2 separate regions of the Homo sapiens genome follow, and region 1 is linked to region 2. A link is an interaction called in ENCODE POLR2A ChIA-PET data of the cell type or tissue named here. Cell type or tissue: K562. All regions are shown on one strand. Region 1 overlaps SPTBN2 (spectrin beta, non-erythrocytic 2). Region 2 overlaps RBM14-RBM4 (RBM14-RBM4 readthrough).

Region 1 (5,000 bases), 59 kb after region 2:
GTTTCTCCGATTCCCCCCTGGGAACCCTAATTCATGGACTGTCCTCATCAGACCTCCTCTCAATGGAGTCTGCCTTTTCCCGAATCTTGTCGGCGTGGATGTTGCCTTCAGATACCAGCTGGCGGCCAGCCTCCAGGAGCCCGTGGATCCGTTCCCCATTGGCGTCCATGGTGCTCATGAAGTCCTCCAGTTTTTTAATGGCAGCATCAGCAGCCTGGAGTGTCCCTGGCATCTCCGTGTGAGACAGAACATATTCCTGTGTGGGAGGGATGACATTCAGCTCATTTTCCCCAGCACAATTCACCCCCCTAGGAGGGACCCACCCAGGGGCAAATCTGAGAGGTAGGGACCAACAAGCAGACAGGGAGGGTAGCCCAGAGAGCTCTGAAGACAGGGAGGCTGCCAGCCAGCATGGGAGCCTCAGAAAGTCACAGGGAAGCTGGGTGGGAAGGACCTTCCATTCCCCAGCCCAAATCCTGTTCTATCTCACTTCTAGCTCCTGATTCCATTTAACAGTTACATGACAAACTGGGCTTTCTATTTCTTCTAAAGTCAGTTTTAGTAAATTATATTCACGTCTTTTTCATTCTCATTTTTCCTTCTTTTTTCTTTTTCTTTTTTTTGAGAGAGGGTTTCATTCTGTGGCCCAGGTTGGAGTGCAGTGGCATATCATAGCTCACTGCAGCCTCAAACTCCTGGCTCCAGTGATCCACCAGCCTCAGCCTCCCCAGTAGCTGGAGCTACAGGCATGCACCACCATGTCCAGTTAATTTTTTTTTTTCATAGAGATGGGGGTCTCACTATGTTGCCCAGGCTGGTCTCAAACTCCTGAGCTCAAGTTATTCTCCTGCCTCGGCCTCCCAAAATACTGGGAGTACAAGTGTGAGCCATCCTGTCTGGCTCCCATTTTTCTTTTTAAAAAATTCTTCTATTTTCTTAAAAAAATTTTTTTGTAGAGACAAGGTCTTGCCATGTTGCCCAGGTTGGTCTGGATATTCTCAGCCTCAAGTGATCCTCCTACTTTGGCCTCCCAAAGTGCTGGAATTTCAGGTGTGAACCACTGCGCTGCCCCATTTTGCTAGCATGTCCTTCCTGCCCATCCTGCTCCTTCACATTTCCCCGGGTCCCTACTTTGCTCTTCCTCCTGCTTGGGACTTTGCCCTGGACTTTCACCTGGCTGCTGAGCACGCCCTCAGCCTGACGAGCATCCCGCAGGAATCCCTGGAAGCCGTGGGCCTGGGCCAGGCGACCTTGCCGGCTCTCCCACATTCGGCCCAGCTCCTCCCAGCCAGTTCCCAGGGCCTCCAGTCGCTGTCGTAGGAAGAGGCACTGGGGGTCAGCCTGGTCCCGGGTCACCTCCTCGCCCAGGGCTCGCAGCCGGCTATACTCGCTCTGGGCCCGCTCCACCTCTCCCCGCAGGGCTGCATGTTGGGCCAGGAGGGCCTCTGCCTCAGGCAGGGTGGCCGGCCCTTCTTCAGAGGCCACAGCAGTCTGAGTGCGGCCTAGCCAGGCCTGGAAGTCATCCAAGCTGCGCAAGAAGTCCTGCAGCCGCCGCGCCTCCCCCAGCGACTCTTCTCGACGCCGCATGGTGGCCCTGAGGTCCTCCCAGCCGGTCTGCACCTCTCTCAGCCGGGCGTTGATGGCCACTGCCTGAGCGGGATGGCCGGCAGCCAGGGCATTTGCCTCTCGAGTCAGTTCGCCCACCCGGGCGGCGATGGCCTCCAGGTCCCGCTCCGTGCCGGCCAGCTTGCGCTGCAGGGCCAGCACCCCAGCCAGATCGTTGCCTAGGCCCTGGGTGGACTCGATGACTTTGGTCTTCTCTCTCATCCAGGCCTGGGTCTCCGTGCACTCTAAGTGGTAGTTCTGGATGCTCAGGGCTGAGGTGAGAGCTGCCTTCTTGCCGTCTGCCAGACGCCGAAACTGCTGCCACCTGAGAGCAGGGGGAAGGTTCAGCTTCCTGCCCTGGCCAGGCCTGTTTGGAAGCTTCTTCCCTGCTTCTCTCTCTCTTGGTAGCTCCCCTTCACTCCTCCCTTTCTGGCCAGCAGCCGCTTCAGACCACCTTGACCCCCTCTCTCATCTCTTTCATCCTTTTTCCTTCCCCAACATATTCCAGACTGGTTTGCTTCCTCCTTTGTAGCCACCCTTCCAGGCCCTACAAAACCTGCCTCTCACTGCCATCCCCATTGCTTCATTTTTCTGTCAGTTTCCTGGTCCTGCCCTCCCAAACCCACCTGTGGTTGAGCTGCTCCTGGGTGTTGACAATGCGGTCTTTGCCTGGGGGGTTGGCCTTCAGTAACTGCTCGGCAATGTCATTCACCGCGGTGATTTGTGCTGCAAGGGTGTTCATTTCAGGCTCCAGGGTCTCGAACCTGAGAGGGTGGAAGAGCCAGGCGTGAATTGTGGGAGGCAGCGATGTGCCCAGTCCACCTAAGTCCACCTCTCTTAAACACCCAGGAGGGTGTCTCCTTCACCAGGAGGCTTATCTGCAGGAGTCTCTCTGCCTCTCAGCCTATGAGGTTCATAGTATCTGTGCATCAAGGAAGGAACCCACAACTCCCCCAAAACAAGCAGAATAACTGTCATCGCTAGAAATGCTCAAAAGATGGTGAAAGGTAAAGGTCAGGAACAGACACACAAGTCAAACTAGACCCTGGCATGGGGCCAACCCTTTATCAGAGCTGCTCAGCCTCCTGGGACTTCCCCCTTAGCTGCCTATCTGGGTCTCATCCCACTAATATGTGTTAGAAAATGAAGTAATAACCAAAAATATTTGTCTGAGTGATGAAAATGTGAAGGATAACTTCTTCCAGGGACATTTTATGTTTTGTTTTTGAGATGGAGTCTCGCTCTGTCACCCAGGCTGGAGTGTAGTGGTGCAATCTCGACTCACTGCAACCTCCGCCTCCCGGGTTCAAGCAATTTTCTGCCTCCGCTTCCCGAATAGCTGGGATTACAGGTGCCCGCCACCAAGCCTAGCTAATTTTTGTATTTTTGGTGGAGACGGGTGTTTCACTATCTTGGCCAGGCTGGTCTTGAACTCCTGACCTCATGCTCCACCCGCCTTGGCCTCCCAAAGTGCTGGGATTACAGGCGTGAGCCACCTCGCCTGGCCGACATTTGATGTTCTAATAGGGCAGGGTCTGCAAATGTTTTCTGTGAAGGGCTTGATGGTAAATATTATAGGCTTCGTGAGCCATGCAGCTGCTGCGGCAACTATTCAGCCCTGCTGCTGTAGCCTGAAAGCAGCCACGGGCAATACGCAAAAGGGCGAGTGTAGCTCTGTTCCAGTAAAACTTTATTTACAGACCGGGCATGGTGGCTCACGCCTGTAATCCCAGCACTTTGGGAGGCTGAGATGGGTGGATCACAAGGTCAGGAGATCGAGACCATCCTGGCTAACACGGTGAAACCTCGTCTCTACTAAAAATACAAAAAATTAGCCAGGTGTGGTGGCGGGTGCCTGTAGTCCCAGCTACTTGGGAGGCTGAGGCAGGAGAATGGCGTGAACCCGGGCGGCGGAGCTTGCAGTGAGCCAAGATTGTGCCACTGCACTCCAGCCTGGGGGACAGAGCAAGACTCCGTCTCAAAAAAAAAAAAAAAAAAAAAAACCAAAAAAAACTTTATTTACAGAAACAGGCAGCAGGCTGGATTTGGCCCAAGGGTTGCAGTTTGTTAACCTCTACATTAGGATACCTTGAAAACTAAAAAAAATCTTTAATTACATTTTTATTTTTATTTATTTTTTTGAGACAGGGTCTTACTCTGTCACCCAGGTTGGAGTGCAGTGGCACGATCTCAGCTCACTGCAGCCTCGACCTCTGGGCTCAAGCAATCCTCCTGCCTCAGCCTCCCCAGTAGCTGGGACTACAGGCGCCTGCCACCATGCCTGGCTAATTAAAAAAAAAATTTTGTAGAGGTGGAGTCTCACTATGTTGCCCAGGCTGGTTATGAACTCTTGGAATCAAGTGATACTCCTGCCTTGGCCTCCCAAAGTGCTGGGATTACAGGTGTGAGCCACCAGGCCTGACCTAATTATATTTTTTTAAACACCAGGAAATTTGATTACACATTGATCATAGATCATATCAAGAAATTCCTGACCCGGCGCAGTGGCTCATGCCTGTAATCCCAGTACTTTGGGAGGCCAAGCCGGGTGGATCACGAGGTCAGGAGATCGAGACCATCCTCGCTAACATGGTGAAACCCTGTCTCTACTAATAAAAAAATACAAAAAATTAGCTGGGCATGGTGGTGGGTGCCTGTAGTCCCAGCTACTTGGGAGGCTGAGGCAGGAGAATCGCTGGAACCCGGGAGGCAGAGCATGCAGTGAGCCGAGATCGCACCACTGCGCTCCAGCCTGGGTGACAGAGTGAGACTCCATCTCAAAAAAAAAAGAAATTCCTAATTTTGTTCTATGTGATAATGGTATTGTGGTTCTATAAAAAAATTTTTAAGATTTATTATTGAATAAATGATTTGAAGATTTATTCTGTAAATAAAACTATTTTAGTGTCTCTGTCTAAAAGGTTTATAACTTCAAAGCCTCAGCTATTTTAAGTCCACACAGACAATTTGAAAATAATATATTGTAGGTAAGAATGCTTCCTCGTATTTCTTTTCTTTTTTTTTTTTTTTTTTTTGAGACAGTCTCGCTCTGTCGCCAAGGCTGGAGAGCAGTGGCACGATCTCGGCTCACTGCAAGCTCCGCCTCCCAGGTTCATGCCAGTCTCCTGCCTCAGCCTCCCGAGTAGCTGGGACTACAGGCGCCCCCCACTGTGCCCGGCTAATTTTTTGTATTTTTAGTTGAGACAGCGTTTCACCATGTTAGCCAGGATGGTCTCGACCTCCTGACCTCGTGATCCGCCTGCCTCGGCCTCCCAAAGTGCTGGGATTACAGGTGTGAGCCACCGTGCCCGGCCGCTTCCTTGTATTTCTTAAAGGGCACACCCTGAAGAAGGTAGGAGGGATGTGCTAATCTTGGGGATTTGCTTTTTAAAAGG
Region 2 (5,000 bases):
TGCAGAAAATGGTTGGATAAGTAAAAGGAGAGGTTTGGTAAAGATAACAGCTGTTGGCTGGCTGGTGATGAAGAAATAAGTGTGGGTGATGGACTTCTTATGATGTAGAATGCATGGGACTTAGGGGCTTTACCTTAGGCAAATGTCTCCTGGAGAAAAGCCACTCACCTTTTATTTGGAGCCCCTACGGCTTTTGTGCTTATCAGTGCAGAAACCCTTTTCTTTGAAGGCTTTCTGAGTTACTGGGCCTTTTTTATTTTTTATTTTTTTGTAGTAGAGCACAGTTCAGAGTTCCTCACTCTGAATTTATTGCCCTCAGCACAGGATCAGAATTCTGCATTTTACGTGAAGAACCTCTCAAAAACATGTCAAGCGACACTTATAGGACCAGAATCCTTGTTAAGCTGTCCTACCTTACACAAACTCTTTAAAGGGTTACAGCTCTTGTTGCTTTTATATTATACCTGTACCAAGGGATTGTATTTTGAGTTTAAGGCCACTCTAGAATTACAAGGCTGATTTTAGGACTTCCTGGGGAGGAGGCACTGGGGTTTTAGGGGCGGTAATGACTGTCTTTTCATTGGTTTGGGGGGCTGGACTTTATAAGATTTTGGTGAATAGAGCACTTAGATTTGTGTTATCTTGGAGTCTTAACCAAATGAATCTTTTGTGCCTGGAGGGCAGCATGGGTGATATGTGGATTGTCACTTCATTTGGAAGCATCTCAAATCCCCAGCATTTTGAATGCCTACATGTTGCTCAAAGGAAATGCTTGTTAGAGCATTTTGGATTTTGAATTTTCAGATTTGGGATGCTAAAATGGTACGTAGAACGCAAATATTCCAAAATCTGAGGTCTGAAGCAACAGTGGCAGTTCAGGGGTGGTGATCATGGTGAGTTGCTATCTGAACTCTTCTTTCACCTCCTTTGGGTTCCCAGTGTCAAAAAGAGTGGTGTCCTTTTTTAGCTTAATTAAGCAGGACTGAACAAAAATAATAAAAAATAAAAAAAGCCTTATTCAAATTATGGAGTATTTCCGTGACTCCTTGCTATATTTCAAACCTGTGTTCTGACAGTGTAGTTTGCCGATTCTTTTTCTGGGTACTACCTTTGTTAAGAGTCATTGCTGCCTTTGGCGTCCATTTCCCTTAAATTGGGCTTTTTTAGAGCTGAGAGTCTGATCATTATTTCCCCTAGTAATGGGTGCCCTGTGTCATGGGCATTGCTGTGCGTTAGTAAAGAAAAGTGACACAGGTCTCTCAGGTCTAGTTTGCTTTCTTTTTTTTAATTGGCAAGTTGAGAATTATTTTGTCAACAACTTAATTGAGAGCAAAGGTTGCTCTTGTGGAGGGTTTATGGTGTGATACCTAATTTTTGGACTGTTTCCCACACTTCAGCCCAGTCAGAAGAGGTGGTGTCTGCTTGTAGCAGTTAGGTTTAAGGAGAGGACAGTGTGGTCTTGATTCAGGACAAATTATCCTTATATAAAACTCTGGGTGTCTGAACCCTAGGTCCCCTGACACTAACCTATGCTTAGTTATTTTTACCTTATTTTATGTAATATTGGCGTTTCTCATTTCTTAATACTGTTCTGGTAGAATTATAGATGTATATTGATGAGCAGTAGTTATTAGGGTGGTCTTTTTTCCTTTCCGTTTCTCAGTGTTGGGTATCTTCTCTATTGCTTGCCCACTTAAAATCTCTTTTAGATATTTTTTAAAATTTAACTTCTTTTTCTGGCGTTAGAACCAACAGATCCTTAGATTAAGGCGTTTATTAATGATCTTTATGTCTGGAATGTGCATAGTTGCTTGCTTAGTTGCACTTGTTTTCTCTGGTTTTGTTAGGTGCCAAAGTGGCCCCCTGGGCAAATGCCAGAGACAAGCTAGCACTTTAAGGCACTTAAGTGCATAATTGCATATCTACTCTCTTTTAATAACCTGCAACCTAAACTTCCAGCTGTGTAGACCTCCTTGATATTTTGTTCCTTCCACCCCCGTTTCCCTATTGTGTTTTCTGGTCTCCCAGAATCTAACATTAATTTTGCAAGGAAAATTGTGTGTTTACCACTTTCTCTAATGTTAGAGGATCCATTTGTTGACTCTCCCTTGCTTTTGACCATTTACTCCTTTGACAGGTGTATGTTTAGGTGCATCATAACCAATTGCATTGGGAAGTTTTTGCAGGATTTGGATCTCTTCTGAATTTTGCTTACCAGTAAGCTGGTAGATCATGTTAGGTAGAAATTGCTTCTGTAGAGACTTACTAAAACTTAGTTTTAACTTTTCTAGAAAAGTTTCTGCTTTTATTACATTTTCAGAAGTAATACTTTTCATTTCCAGAATGCAAATTTTAATTTTCAGGAAAAATATTAGGTGTATGTTCTTAGTTACGCTCTCAGATATGTAGTTGCAGGAGAAGTACTTTAATTCTGCTTAAACTGAGCAGTTTGGTCCACTGACTAGTATAACTAGTTATTCTCCACTTTCCTCAGGCACGTTTTCTTCCATGTTTTTTACAGTATTCTAAAATTTCAGGCATTTGAGAACAATCTGTCCTGTTTTTGCCCTGTTTGCCTTTGACCCTAGTAGAGGGTCACTAAAATTAACTGTCAGATTGTAAAGAATCCTCGTTAAAGCAATGATCAGAACCAGCAGTTTAAAGGGCCCAGTTAAGGGAGAAGTCTGTCCTTCAACTTGTTGTGCCCCTCTGTCTCCCCAGTTCATGAGGGTTTTTCCAGAGATGTACCTTGAGATTTGCTTGCCACATTCAGCTGTGGATTGAGTCTAGATCATTCTTTAATAGTGGTAATCATTGGAGTCTTTTATTCGGTTCTTTTAAATTTTTTGAGGAGGGTGGAGAACTGGCCTTTACTTATATTCCTTTGCTTAATGAAAATCCATCTTGCTAGTAAGGATTGGAGGTGTCAGAAAAGACTTGGGCACTGTTTCTTACTTTGACTTCTTTTGACTTTGAGCCGCTGTTTGGAGATGATTTTTACCTGTTTGGAGATGATTGGAGCAAGAGTAGTTTATTTCTTAAGCATTTAAACTGTTGTTATAGCTGAAATATTTCTTCATCTAAGTGGTCTTTTCCTGAAATCAGGTCATTATACTGAATCTATATGTTGAGTCTTTTTTTTTTTTCCTTTTTATCTTTTCCTAAAGATGAGTCCTGCATTAGAATTGTCTAGATAAAGCCATTGCTATGACCAGTGTCTGGGGTAGGGGCTGGGGCTATGACTAAGAGTGATAGCAACCCTTCTTGCGTCTGTTTCTTCAAGGCAAACGAATGCACGTGCAGTTGTCCACCAGCCGGCTTAGGACTGCGCCCGGGATGGGAGACCAGAGCGGCTGCTATCGGTGCGGGAAAGAGGGGCACTGGTCCAAAGAGTGTCCGATAGATCGTTCAGGCCGCGTGGCAGACTTGACCGAGCAATATAATGAGCAATACGGAGCAGTGCGTACGCCTTACACCATGAGCTATGGGGATTCATTGTATTACAACAACGCGTACGGAGCGCTCGATGCCTACTACAAGCGCTGCCGTGCTGCCCGGTCCTATGAGGCAGTGGCAGCTGCAGCTGCCTCCGTGTATAATTACGCAGAGCAGACCCTGTCCCAGCTGCCACAAGTCCAGAATACAGCCATGGCCAGTCACCTCACCTCCACCTCTCTCGATCCCTACGATAGACACCTGTTGCCGACCTCAGGAGCTGCTGCCACAGCTGCTGCTGCAGCAGCAGCCGCTGCTGCTGTTACTGCAGCTTCCACTTCATATTACGGGCGGGATCGGAGCCCCCTGCGTCGCGCTACAGCCCCAGTCCCCACTGTTGGAGAGGGCTACGGTTACGGGCATGAGAGTGAGTTGTCCCAAGCTTCAGCAGCCGCGCGGAATTCTCTGTACGACATGGCCCGGTATGAGCGGGAGCAGTATGCCGATCGGGCGCGGTACTCAGCCTTTTAAAGCTTGAGGTGAGAGGGGTGGGGTGTTCCCTCTTCTGGTTTTGCCATCCCTCCTGCAGCCTAAAGGGCTCCAATTAGGCTGCCCTGCTTGCTTGCTTGCTTTTGCAGGGTTAGGGGAAGGTTACTAGGATGGCTCACAGGCTAGAGAGAAGTCCTAACTGCTTAACTTTAAAATACATAGAGTTCCTTGGCCCTCATGGCTATTTTTCAGGGCTTCTGGTAGTGGGAGTCAATTTGATTCTATTTGTGCCTAGAAAAATAAAGAATGATGTGCTGGTGAATCTTGGGTCACCTATGTACTATACTATAATTGAACCTTACCTGGGGACCCACACGTTCAGGCTCAGGTGTTTTGTTTCTTAGAGCCTTTGTTAAGTTTCCTACGTGTGCGACATTCCTAAGGTCTTCAAGTTTCCTATTCTGTTTTGTGCTGTGTGAAAGTTCTGATATGACCCCTGATGATAAAGTCCATAACTGTAGTTAACTGGTCATCACTGCTCAGGTCCCAGTTACTAAGAAGACTACCAAAATGGCATCATCTTAATCTTGAAGCGTATTTCTGACATTCCTGAACCGTTCAACCCTTATGAGTTTTATAGAACTTATTTGATGGTAAGTTGGGGTAGAGAGAAATACAAAACTTATCTTTTATAAAGTTCCACAAGGAAGTCTGGGCATAGATGCTAACACTCACCTTCTCTGCCCAGCTCAGATTTATTCCCTGAATAGAGTGCCCACTCCATTGCTATATCTTTCAGTCTGTCCTATAACAGCCCAGCCTGTCACTTACTTAGGGTTTTTTTTTTTTTTAAGTAACTATTCCCACAGTTCTAGTTTTGACATCATCTACTTTCTCAGGGTATATGTTTTAAGAATGCAGGCACACCTGTTAATTTTACTCCTTTGGTAATGTTGAAATCCAGGGTTGGGAGCTTTGCCATAAGCAAATCACTCCCTTCTTCATCTTCTCACTAGCTGTTTTGGGCATTTAATACTCTTGAGCCAGCAGCTCTACCCTGAGTCCGCTGGCTTTTT

The links. ChIA-PET counts read pairs that join two places held together with the same protein. Peaks named below come from ENCODE experiments on the same cell type or tissue, not always from the same donor. Only the 100,000 strongest peaks of a DNase experiment are listed, where the experiment ranks them.
Region 1: POLR2A ChIA-PET joins it to region 2 with 5 read pairs; 4 of 35 experiments call an interaction of 5 or more read pairs at or near these places.

The regions. Positions count from the first base shown.
Region 1 is chr11:66,699,353-66,704,352 of GRCh38, forward strand. It overlaps SPTBN2 (spectrin beta, non-erythrocytic 2), which reads right to left. Exons shown (of 38, transcript NM_006946.4): 16 at 2,232-2,369; 17 at 1,174-1,930; 18 at 54-256. Among named protein-coding and RNA genes, the nearest start is that of RBM4B, 24 kb to the left of the region's middle. In K562, no CTCF peak of the experiment used is centred here; a DNase peak (open chromatin) is centred at 2,599; H3K4me3 peaks cover 1,033 bases.
Region 2 is chr11:66,640,167-66,645,166 of GRCh38, forward strand. All of the region lies in intron 1 of RBM14-RBM4 (RBM14-RBM4 readthrough), which reads left to right. It overlaps RBM4 (RNA binding motif protein 4), which reads left to right. Exons shown (of 4, transcript NM_002896.4): 3 at 3,284-3,974. The coding sequence ends at 3,966. Among named protein-coding and RNA genes, the nearest start is that of RBM4, 4.0 kb to the left of the region's middle. RefSeq lists an enhancer at 3,118-3,641. In K562, no CTCF peak of the experiment used is centred here; no DNase peak of the experiment used is centred here; H3K4me3 peaks cover 768 bases.